Regions from separate parts of the Homo sapiens genome. Here region 2 is linked to region 1. A link is a loop called in an ENCODE intact Hi-C map of the cell type or tissue named here. Cell type or tissue: psoas muscle. All regions are shown on one strand. Links, peaks and the distances in the headings refer to the core of each region. The heading gives the core; the rest is flanking DNA. Region 1 has its middle 95 kb from the start of TECTA. Region 2 has its middle 10 kb from the start of GRIK4.

Region 1 (8,339 bases), core at 205-8,204:
ATTCTATGAAATCAAATAAAATGGCCTGTGCAAGTTACTTAACTTCTTTGAATCACTGTTTCTTCATTTATAAAAACAGGAAATAACCATTTTTTAAGGTCACTGAAGGGGACTCAAGGAAATAATAGATGCTAAACCCTCATCACCGGGCTTAGTGTATGGTAAATAAACAATAACAGGTTCTTTTAAAATAAAAGTCTTAATTCTTTAGTTGACTGAAAGACTCTAATCTTTAGGGTCAACTAATCAGGTTTGGTGTTTTTTTTGTGTGTGTTTTTTTTTTTTTTTTTTGACTGTTTCTAAATCCTGACATAGTCCAGAGGAGCCAGACTGACACGTGAAGTCATCGAATGCTGATTAAACAGAGGGGGAGTAGGCAGGAGAGCTGCCTCAGAAAGGGCCCCTAGGAATCCACACACAGGCTCTAAATCTAGATGTATCAGGCTCAGAATTTCCACTGAGTTTACACTTTACGACTATAGCAAAGAACAGCTAGAATCCCAGGTTGAAGTTGATGCCATTCTTGGAATTTGTGTTTGGCTCATGAATTTACATTTCCTACCACAGTAAACTTCTTTTTATAAGAGGAATATAGCAGCACACTCATTCTTTTCTAAATTGCTTTTAAAGAGAAATTTGATTCAGTTTATCAATTCTGCCCAAACAACAACATAAAGGTAAAAACACTGATTTTTACTCATGAGAATTTCTTTTCTTTCTTTCTTTCTTTCTTTCTTTCTTTCTTTCTTTCTTTCTTTCTTTCTTTCTTTCTTTCTTTTTCTTTCTTTCTTTCCCCCCAGAGGACTTTGTTATCCAGCATTTGCCAAGTGCTCTATTTCATGTGGTTTAATGAAAGTCTTGGGTCCCATTTTTCTTTGAGATCAGTTTGAGAGGTCCATATTTCTTTCATTTAAAAAGTCAGAATTTCTTTTCTGAATCTCAAGTTTTGAGTATTATCATGACAAAGGTAGACAAGCTGGCAGAGGAAGCCGAAGAAGTTCTCAGAATCTGAAAGCCTAATAAATGGAGATGAATGGATTTTGAATAACAAAACTCTAGTGCCATCTAACTTTGGGAAAATAAAATAGAACCTTTGCTAAATATTGATGTGTTTTGGAGAATAAAATTTTAGAGCTAAATACTAAAAATTTTAAGATTCATCAACTTTTACCCTGAAGCTTTAAGTTACACACACACGCATACACACAAAAATGCAAAAATAAAATGGAACCTTAATGTCCTTAATAACTGGGACTTTATAGCTAAAGGAATGGCCAAGGAACTTGTTTCGCAGCATCCTCGGGGGAAATTACTGGTGTTTCTTAGTATCCTATTGATGTGGTTTGGGTCTGTGTCCCCGCCCAAATCTCATGTGGAATTGTAATCCCCAGTGTTGGAGGAGGGACCTGGTGGGAGGGGATTGGATCATAGGGGCAGATTTCCCCCTTGCTGTTCTCATGATAGTAAGTTCTCATGAGATCTAGTTGTTTAAAAGTGAGTAGCACCTCCCGCTCTCTCTCTTCCTCTTGCTCTGGCCATGTGAAGAAATGCCTGCTTTGCCTTCTGCCACAATTGTAAGTTTCCTGCGGCCTCCCAACCATACTTCCTGTACAGCCTGCTAAACTGTGAGCCAATTAGACACCTTCTCTTTATAAATTACCCAGTCTCAGGTAGTTCTTTACAGCAGTGCAAGAACGAGCTAATACATCTATGGATTTGCTCTAATATTTATTTACTCATTTTTCAAGGTAATCAGTTTAGCTTTTTTTCCATTTATGAAATCATGTGTTTATTTAAAGGCAGTGGCATCAAAGCCCTTGGTTGCTTGCTTTACATTGGTTTAGTGTCTACAAGGAATTACTTTGTTAAATTCAAACTTTTTTCCTCAGGGCAATCCTGTGTTTATATTTTATTTCTTAGTTCTTGATTCCAGTAGATTTTTACTCACTGAATTAAATCTGAGAGATTCATTGTTTTCTTTCTGATAGTATTTTCCAAATATCTCAGAATTAAGATCATTTTCTCTATCTTTGATAAAAATCTGCTTAGGGGTTTTAGTAAAGTGAATTTCCTTTTTTTTTTTTTTTTTTTACATTTTTGGAAGGAGACTGACTGTACCTTCAAGGGCATCTGGCCCACCTGGCTAACTCAGGGTTCCATGAGAAGTTGAGGCCAATGCAGGGGCCACCCACAGCCCTGGCCCTCTGCACTCCTTCCATCATCCTCAGCTGCACTTTGCAACATATAGGAACAAAATATCCTTGTGCTACCTTCACAAAACTAAAAGGTTCTGCCACTCTCATTTTTCCAACCCATGTACATTTACATTCTTCTGGTGAGAAGGAAAAACTCGGCCAGGTGCTGTGGCTCACGCCTGTAATCCTAGCACCTTGGGAGGCCGAGGCGGGTGGATCACGAGGTCAGGAGATCGAGACCATCTTGGCTAACATGGTGAAACCCCGTCTCTACTAAAAATACAAAAAAATTAGCCGGGCGTGGTGGTGGGCGCCTGTAGTCCCAGTTACTCGGGAGGCTGAGGCGGGAGAATGGCATGAACCCGGGAGGCAGAGCTTGCAGTGAGCCGAGATCGCGCCACCACACTCCAGCCTGGGCGACAGAGCGAGACTCCGTCTTAAAAAAAAAAAAAAAAAAAAAAAAAATCAACTTACAATAGGGTTGGGATAAGTAATGTGGGAATTGTTTTACAAATAAAACAATAAGAGCAGACTTTGCCAGTGATCAGTGACTCAAGTGCATGTTTTAGCGGTGGCATTGAAAGAACCCACTTCTAACAGCAGACCCAAAGATGAGGAGTTTTGTTGTTGTTTATGTTGCTGTTTCTATAACATGAGAGCACCTCAGAATGATACTTTCTGGTAGAAGACTTAGAAATACAACCATACATTTTACAAATTTTATTGTAAAATTTATCAAATCACCACACATTAAAGTTCTACAGTTGTATCTTCCTAACAAAGTATGCAAAACCCTAAGGCAGAGGACAGAGAAATAGTTGTTGCCGTGAGGTCTCTTGGTTTGCAAGAGTTAGGGGTGCCTCTTTGGGGATCTACCTGGAAAGTTGACTTTTGCCGAATTTGTGTTTCTGGAGTATAATGCCTAGAAATACAACAAAGTCCTTGTGGGTTGTGACTGTCTGAAACTATTCTTCAAAATAAGAAGCATTTAACTTTGTATGATGGAGACATGTTTTCCTGTGATTTAGGCAGCCTGTGTTTTCAGGGAAATTTGTCTAAACAAGATACAAATGTCAACTTAGTTTTGGGGTTCTACTTAAAATTAACTAATGAAAGTAATTTTGTATCAACATGACCAGGTTGAGAATACAAATAGAACAGGCTAACAACAGGAGACATGAATAAAATCCATAGTGGCCAAGTATCTCTAGACTCACTACATTCCTGCTAATCTTAAATTAATATTCAGAATACTTCCACTCTTCTTCTCTCTTGGAGATTCAAAGTAAGCATTTCAAATATGGGGCTTTTTTAGGGGGAAAAAATTGGGTTATGTGCTATCCACAGCCCTTTTTCTCATTTTATGCTTTGAATATTCTGATATGACACCTAGATGCTTCTGCATTATATGTTAAGTCATTTTCCCCTTGTCGAATTAGTTTGCCAAATTGCTTTCTGATCGTGACTTTTCAGGAGAGCAGACTCCGTCCCCTGCACGGCTGCAGATATTCCTTAACAGCATTTTGCAGTCATCAACGTAGAGACTCATGGAAAGTGTGAATAAATACACACTTGTAACTTCTTGATTTGAATGACCCACCTAGTTATATAAACCACATTTAAGGACCAGGATGGCCTGTTAAATTAAGAATGTTTTTGGCAGATAAAAGGGAAATACTAGGAACCTTGTTTTTTCTGCCTTTGGTTAACATATAATTAACTCAGTAACAAATTTCTATGTGCCTACAGTCTTGAAATTTAAATAATTCCACTAATACTAGGTTGATCCAACGCAAAGGTTTTCAAGCCTTAAAGTAATTAAATGTTATCTTTTTCAGTAAAATAATGTATTTTTGCCCAATTAAAATAGGGCAATATCGGTGGATTTTTGTACCCTAAAGTATTCCACAAAGGAATTCAAAAGTTAGGGGGAGAAAATAAAGAATTCTAAGTTTGTTTGTTCTTAAAAGGCTCAAAAGGTCACTATCATTCTAATATGTCTCATTAGAAGTTAAAAATTATTAAATAAACCTACACATAAAAGCATACATATATGAGTAGGTTTATGTTCTTCTTTAGTTAGTACTTTTGGATATATATAACTTCAACTTAGTACTTTTCCTCTAATTTCTCTGTCAGAATGCAGCATGATCTAGGACTGAACAATATTAAATACAGTGGCAAAGCATTTGTTATGAAAGATGCTACATTTGTGTAAGGGATTGTTATTTCGTCCAATAGGAGACTATCTTAATTTCAAAATTATTTCACCATCAGTATCTTATGCTACTGAACAAAACAACAGCTAACCTAGAGGCTAGATGCAAACAGAAACACACAACGAAATGTACAGTGAACATTCTTCCTCCATTTGTTTCCTTAGCAAATAGAATTTGATTGCTGAGTTCTTCATGGAATGATGAGTCTTTTGTATTTTATTTCTATCTATAGACACAGAGATCTGTCCCTCTGCCATGGAGATGTTGTCTTATATGAGAGTCGTATTTCAGCAAACATAATTAAACCATCACAAACAGAGCCTTCCATTAGTCAGAACAGAGTTATTGCCGTTGTGCTGTAGGTGCATGTGAAAGTATTTCACATTCTGCTGGGGGGAAAAGACCACTAAATATTGCATGGGTTTTTCTTGATCAGATTGTTTATTTCTCAACATCTTAAAGAGGTACTTAATTTTTCTTGACAGCTATTTTTGTCAACACATTAGAGAAACGGATATTAAGGGCAAAATTTGCATGGGATGCCAAGTGCTGGTATTTCCTGGAGTAATGCGTACGGTATGCATAAAAATAAATCCCATACTGTTCTCCAGAAAACGTCCTTGGCATTTGATGTGTTTTCTAAAGCTATATTCTCATAATGTCCTGCGTCTAAGGTTTCAGGGTGGTAGTGGGGCGGGGGACCGGAATCATAATTCGATTGGTGTGGTTCAATACACATTTGAGCTTCATGCAAAAATAAACAGCAGACACTAGAGGGCGCTGTTTCATTTCCTTTTTCACTGGACTGTGCTGCAGATGTCAGCGTATGGGGCACTGCAAAATATCATCATGGTCTTCTAAACAGGCCCAAATTGCAATGAAGTACAAGCTGTAGAGATCCCCTGAGTTTTAGGAGAAAGGCTGGGAAGTTCAAAACAGGGTGGATGGTAAATTAATTCAGAATTAGTAAAGAAGTAATTTTTTATTACCCTAGCCCTTCATGATTGTCTTTTGATAATTACTTAATTCCTCTGGTTGAAAGAAATTTTATTAGATTTCAAGCTCCCACTAAATGTCAAATGGTTCTAAAAATAGCTAGAATATTAGACAATGTTAAACAATTAGCGCTCTCAAGTTTTGTCGTTAGAATTTTGAGTAGAATACATACCTACTACTGGTTGAGAAACTAATTACAGAATTCCCAGTGGTCACAAATGTCAGACCCCAAGATGTTTCTTTTGATATCAAACAAATACCAAGTCAATAAGATTCCCAATTAACTTCGTTTTCAACCTTTGCTAAGCATGCACTTTCTCACCCCTTCACCCCGCAAGTAAATCTTTTAGAGCAGCAGGAAAAGGCAATGCTCTGAAGTTATCTTAACATATACTATCATATGGCTTCTCTTTGTAAAAAGAGAAGGGATTGGGTTCGAGGGGGTAGGAGAGTGGGTGGGGTTCCCCAGTTCAAGTGTCTAGTGCCACTTTGTGACATAAGAACATATGAAAAGAAGCTTCATGTTCTTATGTTACCTAGAGGAAAATTAAGGTATTGAGGCATGTAATAATTTGTGTTTCAAGTAGAGAATTAGTGGAAGAGTCAGGATCATCTCTCAGTTCTTCTGCCTTCCAGGAAGTCAACTAAAGGGCCCGTTTGTTTTCAGTTCTGTAGAAGTATTTCTCTTTAATCCAGATAGAAGTGACGGACTCAAAGGCAATGTGAGCACCATCACCACTGATTTCCAGTTCTTCTGCCTTCCAGGCACACGGGATGTTTGTGCTTCCTCATCTCTAAAAGTCAGTTACAGCCATCTGGCTGTCATTGACCAATGAAGTGGGAACAGAAGCGATATGTGTCACTTCAGGCAGAAGCACGGAAGAGCTACGGTGGGATTCTCCAGGCTGTCTTCCCTTGCAAAGGTGAATCTTGAAGCCACACATTGAGCTGACAACATTGAAGGATAATAAAGCCTCCAGCAACTTCCATTCCAGGATGACAATGAAAGCAGGGGCGACTTGTGTGAGTAAGAAAGAAACCTTTGTTAAGTCACTGAGATTGTGGGGGTGTTCTCCTTTTTTGAGACAAAAATCTCATTCTGTTGTCCAGGCTGGATTGCAGTGCCATGATCATGGCTCACTGCAGCCTCAACCGCCCAGGCTCAAGCGATCCTCCCAACTGAGCCTCCCAAGTAGCTGAGACTACAGGCATGCGCCACCACCCCTGGCTAATTTTTGTATTTTTTTTGTGGAGATGGGCTCTCACTATGTTGCTCAGGCTAGTCTCAATATCCTGGGCTCAGGTGATCTGTCTGCCTGGGTCTCCCAAAGTGCCGGAATTATAGGTATAAGCCACCACACCTGGCCTGGGGTTTTCTGTTGTGGCATTACAACCAGGTTTATCTTGATGGTAGACATGTGAAGGATGCCAACCAAGTGAGAAAACCAAAAGCCAAGAATGAAAGTGTGGCAAAAAGGATTTCAAGTAAAAAGCTTTAAGAAAAAAAACTAGAATTTTTAATCGAGGAATTTCTAATGACTTTAATATGGGAATCAATAAAGAGGTGTTGTCAAGTAAGTAATACACCATTTCCTCCTTGTATGTTTTCAGTTAAAATTCATCTAAAAAGGCAGGTGTGTTGGCTCACGCCCATAATCCCAGCACTTTAGGAGGCCAAGGTGAGTGGGTTGCCTGAGCCCGGGAGTTCGAGACCAGCCTGGGCAACATGGTAAAACCTCATCTCTACTAAAAATATAAAAAATTAGCTGGGCATGGTGGTGCATGCCTGTAGTCCCAGCTACTAAGAAGGTTGAAGTAGTAGGATCACTTGAGCACAGAAAGTCGAGGCTGCAATGAGCCAAGATCATGCTAATAGACTCCAGCCTTGGCAACAGGAGTGAGACCCTGTCTCAGGGGAAAAAAAAAAATCATCTAAGGATCTCAGGTAAAACCATAAATGACACATTATTATATTTAGCTCATAATCTGTTTGATTTCAAAAGCCTAAACCTTTAATGGCATGAATGGAAATGGTGCATAAGCTCATCTGAATCCTCTGATCTTGAAGTATGGGATAGTATGGAATCCAGGTTTTCATGCAAACAAAGAACACACACTTAGAGCAGGCGCAGTGGCTCATGCCTGTAATCCCAGCACTTTGGGAGGCCGAGGCAGGCAGATTGCGAAGTCAGGAGATTGAGACCATCCTGGCTAACATGGTGAAACCCCGTCTCTACTAAAAAAATACAAAACATTAGCGGGGCATGGTGGCGGGTGCCTGTAGTCCCAGCTATTCTGGGAGGCTGAGGCAGGAGAATGGCGTGAATCTGGGAGGCAGAGCTTGCAGTGAGCCAAGATCGTGCCACTGCACTCCAGCCTGGGCGATAGAGCCAGACTCCGTCTCAAAAAAAAAAAGATCACACACCTAACATCCATTTCTATCTTGCTGAGGACGAAGTACTGTGTCTCAGCTAGAATAGACAATGGCTTGACTCCTTAATCCATCTCAGTGCTCAGCATTTCCCCAAAAGATCTTAAGATGTCCAAGCAGAAGCAGACACATATTTTTCTCCATCAATACCAGTTGTCCGCTCAGCTGCACAGCATGTGTGACTGCTGAGATAAGCTCGAATGTGTTGACTCTCCCAGGGGGCTGGGAGAACAAAACAGCTCAGTGCACACTCAGTCTACACCGCACTTCTTCAGCCCAGTGACAGTGTGATGCCAGTGCTTTGACATATGAGACAATGGCCATTTCACTCACACTCATGTTCAAAGAACACTAAGCATTTTTGCTCAGCTTTTCAGCGTTCCCAGAAAAATATAAAAATGCTATCCGTTTAAATCCAAGACAACTTCAAAATAAACCTGAAGTGGGTTTTACTTTGTTTTTGCCCTTAGAAAGCAAAGCACTCCAGGGATATATTTA
Region 2 (8,339 bases), core at 73-8,072, 690 kb after region 1:
ACTCATGCATTTAATTTTCCCTCCTAAAGGAAAACCTTTAAATTTTATCTCAGAGCAATGCTTAGGAATTTGGGCTCTCTTAAGGAATTCAGAATAGCAAAAGGTATAAGATTCTATTCACCCAGGAGGGACTTCTTACTCTTCGTAGCTCAGTAAGGGATAGGTTACTTTCAAGAGGGGTATTATATAGGAGGCTATGCCCAAGTGTGAAATACTAGAAGAGATACCTTACCAGTGAGCTGCAATTATAACAAAGGTTTCCTTTATAACAACAGTTAACATACACTCATTTCCATCTTGTTCTTCCAGATTCCAGGCAAAAATCTTCATTTTAAAACAATTCAGTTATCTTAATTCGGAAAAGACAAAAGGGAAATGTAGTAGCTATCTTCAAATACTTAAGATCTTTCTTACGTTGCTCCACAACCAGGACCAGTGGATAGAAGTTACAGAGAGGCGGCCGGGCACGGTGGCTCATGCCTGTAATCCCAGCACTTTGGGAGACCGAGGCGGGTAGATTACCTGAGATCAAGAGTTCGAGACCAGCCTGGCCAATATGGTGAAACCCCATCTTTACTAAAAATACAAAAATTAGCCGGGCATGGTAGCACGCACCTGTAATCCCAGCTACTCGGGAGGCTGAGGCAGGAGAATTGCTTGAGCCCGGGAGGCAGAGGTTGCAGTGAGCCAAGATCGTGCCCTGCACTCCAGCCTGGCCGATAGAGCGAGACTCTGTCTCAAAAAAAAAGAAGTTACAGAGAGGCCACTTTTAGCTCAAATAAGAAAGAATTTATGAGTTGCCTCAGGAGATAATGAGCTCCCCAGCCCTGGAAGTATACAAGCAGATGGATGGCCATCTGCCAGGGCTGCCCTAGAGGGTATTCCAGCAGTAGATTAGGAGGTTGAATGAGGTAACTTCCATCTGTAAATTCTTGGATTCTCTCAGTCTGTCTTCTTGGCCCAAGGCTAAAAGGAAATTTGGATCTTTGGAGAAATGTAACACTTATTGTTGAAAGTAAAAACTTGCCTTATGTTTTTGGACCTTTTTCTTTAGATGTATGGGTGCTTTTCTTTAAATGCAGCGAAGATACTTAATACCAGAAAAGGCAATAATTACTTAAGTGCTCTATTGACAAAAGTAATATTATTGACACACTGAAGTGTTACTAGGTAAATAGCATTAATGGCCTTTTTTAAAAAGGATACATTTACATGAGAGGAAGACAGTTCCAAAATAAAACCAATCTGAATAGATGAACATCATGTTTGTTTTTTAAAATGACTTCTTGTAACACACACATGCATATACTTTCAGGAATGAAAACAGTAAGTAGAGTAAAAATGAAAACGTGTCTCTATATATTGCTTTATGCTTCCATGTCAGACTGCACCTCCTGCCAGAGGAAGGATGGTTTTCTTCAAGCATTTTCCAGCATTAAGCATTTGGGTAAACTTCAGCACACACGGCAGGGTGCGGTGGCTCACGCTGTAATCTCAGCACTTTGGGAGGCTGAGGCGGGCAGATCACATGAGGTCAGGAGTTCGAGACCAGCCTGACTGACCAACATGGTGAAACTGTGTCTCTACTAAAAATACAAAAAGTACCCGGGCGTCGTGGCGGGTGCCTGTAATCCCAGCTACTCAGGAGGCTGAGGCAGGAGAATCACTTGAACCCGGGAGGCAGAGGTTGTAGTGAGCTGAGATTGCGCCACTGCACTCCAGCCTGGTGACAGAGCTAGACTCCGTCTCAAAAAAAAAAAATCCAGCACACACAATAATACCTTGTTCTTCTGAATACAAACTGACTCCAAGCTACCCTCCCCCTCCACCCTTCTGAGGGAGTACACTGCTTTTAAAATGCTAATTAATTAGGCCCCCTGTTGAGGTGTATGGTTGACTTAAAAATTTGGCTGGGAAAGAGGAATAGAGAAATTAAACTGAAAAACAAAAGTTGAAGAGGTAGACCCAGCTGAAAATACCTATATACAAATACCTATACAGTTAATAACCAAGTAAGTCTTATCTCTCCCAACCCCAAAGACAAGATTTTTATTTTTGGTAGCGATAGAAGGGTCTGTTTTATGGTGTAGTTGGCTAAAGAAGTGGGTGGGGGAAGGGAGAAAAGGTTTATTAAATACTGGAGGCTACTCCCAGGACTGTGTTTTCAACCATCAGTTGAAGGTAGTGAACAATTACTCCGTGGCTCCTAGGTGGCAGGCACTGTCCTCGATTTTTGCTGGTGTGGTTCCATTCCCCAAGAACCAGCTCACTCCAGTGAGACCTACACAGGCAACATTCCCCTGTGCACTCCCTTAGTGGCGGTCCCCACTAATTCCAGTCCTCAGCTCAACACTGTTGCCTCTGCACCTTACTCATTAACAACATAATCAATCCGAATGCACAAGTAAATGCATTTGGATACATATCTTATTATTTATTTTTTTTTTTTTTCAGATGGAGTCTCGCTCTGTCACCCAGGCTGGAGGGCAGTGGCATGATCTTGACTCACTGCAACCTCTGCCTACTGGGTTCAAGCAATTCTCCTGCCTCAACCTCCCCAGTAGCTGGGATTACAGGCAGCCGCCACCACACCCAGCTAATTTTTATATTTTTAGTAGGGATGGGGTTTCGCCATGTTGGCCTGGCTGATCTCGAACTCCTGACCTCAAGCGATCCACCTGCCTCGGCCTCCCAAAAGGCTGGGATTACAGGAGTGAGCCACTGCACCCGGCCCTGGACGTAGAGCTTATATATAAATTTGAACTAATGAGTAGTAAGCATTCTGAGGATAAATGTGCAAAGCACATCATGGTTTACAAAGTGCTTTCACAGCCATCATCATATTTCTCATTTCAACCCTGAGTTGTGTTATCCTCGTTTCAAAGATAAGAAAATTTGTATTTATTTTTAATATTATTTGTTTGTTTTGAGACAGGGTCTCACTCTGCTGCCCAGGCTGGAGTGCAGCGGTAGTATCATAGCTCACTGCAGCCTTCAACTCCTAGGCTTAAGCAATCCTCCTGCCTCAGCCTCCCATGTAGCTTGGATCACATGGGTGTGCCACCACACCCAGGTAATTTTTTGATTTTTTGTAAAGATGAGAGTCTCACTTTCTAGCCCAGTCTGGTCTCAAACTCCTAGGCTCAAGTGATCTGCCTGCCTCAACCTCCCAAAGTGCTGGGATTACATGTATAAGCCACCATGCCTGGCTGAAAATAGCTATTTAGTAGTAAATTATGAGCCTTTAAGTTGTATTTTCTGATTTGAAATCAAAATATTCCCCTTCCACTAGTTATATTTTAACAACCCCACCACCATCCTGATATAAAGAATCCGAGGTACAAAGTGATTCACCAAACCAAGCTGTGCCACTGAAATGAGCTAAAATCTACATTCCTGCTCCGTAAGGTTCCGGGCTCTTTTCTTGTAACTGAGCCAAGTCACCAGCTTTGCCTTGGGCCAGATGAAAAGATCAAAACATTCTTTGTAGAATGGAAAACATAGGTGAAATCAAAACAGCTGGAAAATTCAACCTATCACTTGAAATTTCAAGAGTAAAAATTAAGGTAAAAAAAATCAATCTTACTTTTAAAGTAAGTTCAACTGTATCTTTCTCTCTCTTATTCTGCGCCTTGTTTTATACATGTGCCTTGTTTCAGATGTGTCTCTCCCAGGGGCAGGGTCCAATTGTTTATCATTTTAAAATACAATATTTGGAAAACATTCCCCAGGATAACATACACCGTCCATTATACAGGTTTTAGTCACTAGGGCTGAAACTAAGCATCTAGACTCTGAGTCCAGACAGAACTGTGCTATTCTTTGTTTAACAGAGCACATGGTTGACATTTAATAAATGTTAGATAATAAAAATAGAAGCAGTACTTCAACATAACAATATCTGGAGAATCTCATTAAGCACAAAGTAAGGTAAACAAACCACCATCACACATCTGGATTTGCATATAAAAGCACGTTCTCCTTCCATTATAAAAGACAGGGACCTGCTGGACAGCATGTTTCACCCAACACCATGGTAAGAGAAGGGAAAAAAAGGTTATTTTGTTCAGCTCTCTTCCCTAATTATACCTTAGATCTGAGTAAAGAAAATATAGCACACATGATCAGAAATAATTTATCACTAAATAAATAGCAATGGAGTAGGGGGTTAATCACATTATCAATAACATGGTGAGCAGAAATGGACAGATGGGAGCACCAAATTATTGACAACAGCATGAAACAGAAAAGGAAATTCAAAGCCAGAGGAGATGAGTCAAGAAATTAAACTTGGTTTCCATGTTAATTCAAAATTGTTTGGGAGCTGAAGGAAGAGGGAAGCAATGACAACTCCAGCAGAGAAACTGCTCATTAATATCCTAGCAAAACAATCCTCTGATAATAGGAAATATTATGATGTCTCCAGAGAAAAGAGAGAAATTCAGATTTACTCTCCCATGCATAGAGCTCATGGATGCTTTAACACAGTACATTCAACCAAGCTGAATAAATATCAACAAGAAGGTTAAAACATTGATTAGGGGAAATACTTCACATTACTGACATCCGAAAACAAACAAACCAGCTAAAAACAAAGCAGGCGGGGACGGGGGTGGGGGGGTGGGGGATGTAGGCTGTTTTATTCCTCTGGAAGTAATGCTGGTGATTTGTGGTTCCAGCTGCCCAGCAGGTGGCTTGAGGTAGGGATTGGGGAGTAGGAAGCAGAGGGAATGAGAGGTGGGAGGGAACATTTCCTTGGTGCAAAGCTATTGAATGCTGCTACTATTGGGTTTATTATGCTGTTTTATGAAGCGATACAAGAGATTACCCAAACATCTTCAGCTAACATCAAGACTGCACTGGACACCTAATAAAACAAGTAGCTTGGCCGGGCGCTGTGGCCCACGCCTGTAATTCCAGTACTTTGGGAAGCCGAGGTGGGTGGATCATTTGAGGTCAGGAGTTGGAGACCAGCCTGGCCAATATGGTGAAATCTGGCCTCTACTAAAAATACAAAAATCAGCCGGGGGTGGTGGCAGGCGCCTGTAGTCTCAGCTGCTCGGAAGGCTGAGGCAAGAGAATCACTTTAAACTGGGAGGCGGAGGTTGCAGGAGCCGAAATCGCACCACTGCACTCCAGCCTGGGCGACAGAGCGAGACTCTGTCTCAAAAAAAAAAAAACCAAGAAACAAAAAACAAATGGCTTGTAAAAAATTGCCAAATCTTCTAGATGATTGAATCTATATAAATCCTCTCCTGTCTAGCCTTTTGGTGTCATATCACTTCATAATACTTGTCTAATCTTAGCCAAAACAAGGATAAGAAGTTGGAGGTTACAGCAAGAATTTAGGAAGGGACTCCTCCTTATGTTCACATACTTAAAAAATGGTCTTTCTCTTTCTACCTTTAGTTACCAAAGAGCATGGGGGTGCTGGGAAAGGTCAGCCCAGCTGCCTGATGCTAAATAAAACTGCTCTCAACTCTCAGTATCACTGCATCTCTGAAGGTGGAGGGAAAACATGAAGCTTCCCTGGTGTCTTGCCGGCCATCGTGCAGTTAAGACCCCAAGGCGCCTCATCTCTTTTGCCACACTGTTCACAGACATCTTGAAGGGAAAAACGAAATTGCTGGCAAGTTGGCATAATGTCAACGCATCAGTAGATCCCACTGAGATTCTTTAAAGAAAAAAAAAAACCATACATTTTCACAGCTTATCCCAACTGTCCTTGCCGTATGTTCCTGTACGCGGTAGACTTTTTGGACTATGAGGAAATCAAAAAACAAAGTGTAGCAACTGGCCAGTTGTGGTGGCTCACACCTGTAATCCCAGCACTTTGGGAGGCTGAGGCTGGAGGATCGCTTGAGGTCAGGAGTTCAAGACTAGCTTGGTCAATATGGCGAAACCCCATCTCTACTAAAAATACAAAAATTAGCTGGATACGGTGGTGCATGCCTGTAATCCCAGCTACTTGGGAGGTTGAGGCAGGAGAATTGCTTGAACCCAGGAGGTGGAGGTCGCAGTGAGCTGAGATCTCACCACTGCGCTCCAGCCTGAGTGACAGAGCGAGACTCTGTTTCAAAAACAAACAACAGACAAACCAAAGTGTAGCAACTGACCTCTTATGAGGTATTTTATATTGTGAGGGGCAAGCAAGAAATAAAAGACTAATTATGACCGAATATAAAGTATTTACTAGCTGCTGGGCACGCCACGTGCATTGTTTCATTTTCGTCAATGCAACCCTGAGGAAGGTACTATTATTAACTCAGTTTTTGCAGATGCTGAAACTGACGCTTAACGAAATTCACTTGCCCAATGTCACGCAAGTCAGTAAGTGGCAAAGCCAGCACTTTCTGATGTCGAGAGACCATTCTTCCTACCCACTATGCCACATACACCAATTAGAAGTCTCAAAAAAATAGAATGGGTTATTGGGCAAAAAGATAAGTTCCCTAAGACAGAAGATGTTCACCCATCTCCAGTGTGAGTAGAGAAGGGACAAAGGCACTGAGTCACTCAGTATGAGGACACAGTAGGTGATCTCTGAGGTACTTTTTTTCTTCCACTTAAAAAATATATAATTCATATGCCATAAAATTCACCATTTTAAAGTGTACGACTCCGTGGTTTTTAGTATATTTGCAAGGTCATACAGCCATTGCCACTAATTCCAGAACATTTTTGCCACCGCCCCTGAAAAAATTCCAAATCTTTTCATTACCAAATATCCATGAACACCCTCCCCTCTCCCCAGTCCCTGGCAACCACTAATCTACTTTCTATTGGTTTTCCTATTCTACATATTTCATATAAAGGAATCATACAATATGTGGCCATACAATTGGGGACCGCCTTCTCCACCTAGCATAAAGTTTTCAAGATTCATTATGTCGCATGTTATCTGTACTTCATTCCTTTTTTAAGGGCAAAGAATATTCCCCTATATGAATATACCACATTTGGTTTCCCCAATCAGTTGACAGACTCTAAAGTACTTTCAATTCTGAGATTTTATGACACAGATTTTATGCACACAATTGTGGATTATGTCCTTAATCCAACTGAAACAACACGAATGACAACTTGATTTAGCTCTGGAACTGTATTTGCCACATCTTGCTAGACATCTGTAAGTTGAGACAACACTGCTACCTAAAACTCAACATGGCCAAAATTACACTGATTTTCCCCTCAAAGCCTATCTCTGCTCTATGCTTTCCCAGTTGTTAATCAATCTCTTTGGTTCACAGAAAGTCTTGTTTTTTAAACTCCTCCCTCTCCTTATGCTACATATTAACTTACATGCTAACATCTGTAATTTCTACCTCAACTACACCATTTTTCCCCTTTCTGTTCCTACTTTACCAAATGTAAGCCTCTTGTTCAGATATTATCACTCTGCTAGCCTTCCTGCCTCCCAACTCTCCTTTGCCTGCTTTATTCTACTTTAGCATAATTCAGCTGCTGAGTTAATCTCTTTAAATGTTTAGTTGTGTTCAAGTCATTCCCAAGATCAAACACCTTGAATGGAATGCAAACTTCTCAGAATTTCTGCCCCTTAGTCCAGTGTAGATAACTGCAATTTAGGGAGGGAGAAAAGCAGAAAATTAATATTCATGTACTTGTCACTACTAGGCTGTAAACACCTTTAAGTACAGAAACTATTTCTGCAGCCGGGTAAAAAAGACAAGCTTTGGTGGAAGACAGACCTTATCTTGAATCCTAGCTGTGCCACTGGGAACATCATAATCACTACTAGCTTCAGTTACCTGCTCTGTAAAAATGGAGAAAAACCACTTACCTTATGAGGTTTTTGTGAAGACAGGAGTCATGTATGTAGTGTACAGCACCTGACACATAGTTTGTACTCATTAAGTTGTAGCTAATATTTTTATTTTTTATTTTATTTTGATTGCTGGGCTGGAGTGCAGATCATGGCTCACTGCAACCTCCGCTTCCTGGGCTCAAGTGATCCTCCCACTTCAGCCTCCCAAGTAGCTGTGACTACAGGCGCACATCACCTCACCTAGCTAATTTTTCTATTGTTTGTAAGATGGTGTTTCACCATGTTGCCCAAGCTGGTCTTGAACTCTTGGGCTCAAGTGACAAGCGATCCACCCTCCTCAGCCTCCCAAAGTGCTAGGATTACAGGCATGAGCCACCATGTCTGGCCAGCCATTATTTATTTATTTATTTATTTATTTATTTATTTATTTATTTATTTATTTTCAGATGGAGTCTTGCTCTGTCGCCAGACTGGAGTGCAATGGTGCGATCTCGGCTCACTGCAACCTCTGCCTCCCGGGTCCAAGTGATTCCCCTGCCTCAGCCTCCCAAGT

What was found. A loop is a pair of places that touch in the nucleus more often than their neighbours do. Peaks named below come from ENCODE experiments on the same cell type or tissue, not always from the same donor. Only the 100,000 strongest peaks of a DNase experiment are listed, where the experiment ranks them.
Region 2: a loop joins it to region 1, with 5 times the contacts of the local background. A loop is called at or near these places in 66 of 110 quality-filtered maps.

What each region holds. Positions count from the first base shown.
Region 1 is chr11:121,191,765-121,200,103 of GRCh38, reverse strand. No RefSeq gene overlaps it. Among named protein-coding and RNA genes, the nearest start is that of TECTA, 95 kb to the right of the region's middle. In psoas muscle, for the core only: a CTCF peak has its summit at 5,180 (motif pointing right); no DNase peak of the experiment used is centred there; H3K27me3 peaks cover 1,156 bases.
Region 2 is chr11:120,497,220-120,505,558 of GRCh38, reverse strand. No RefSeq gene overlaps it. Among named protein-coding and RNA genes, the nearest start is that of GRIK4, 10 kb to the left of the region's middle. RefSeq lists enhancers at 1,783-1,842, 2,053-2,112. In psoas muscle, for the core only: no CTCF peak of the experiment used is centred there; a DNase peak (open chromatin) is centred at 4,921; H3K27me3 peaks cover 4,431 bases.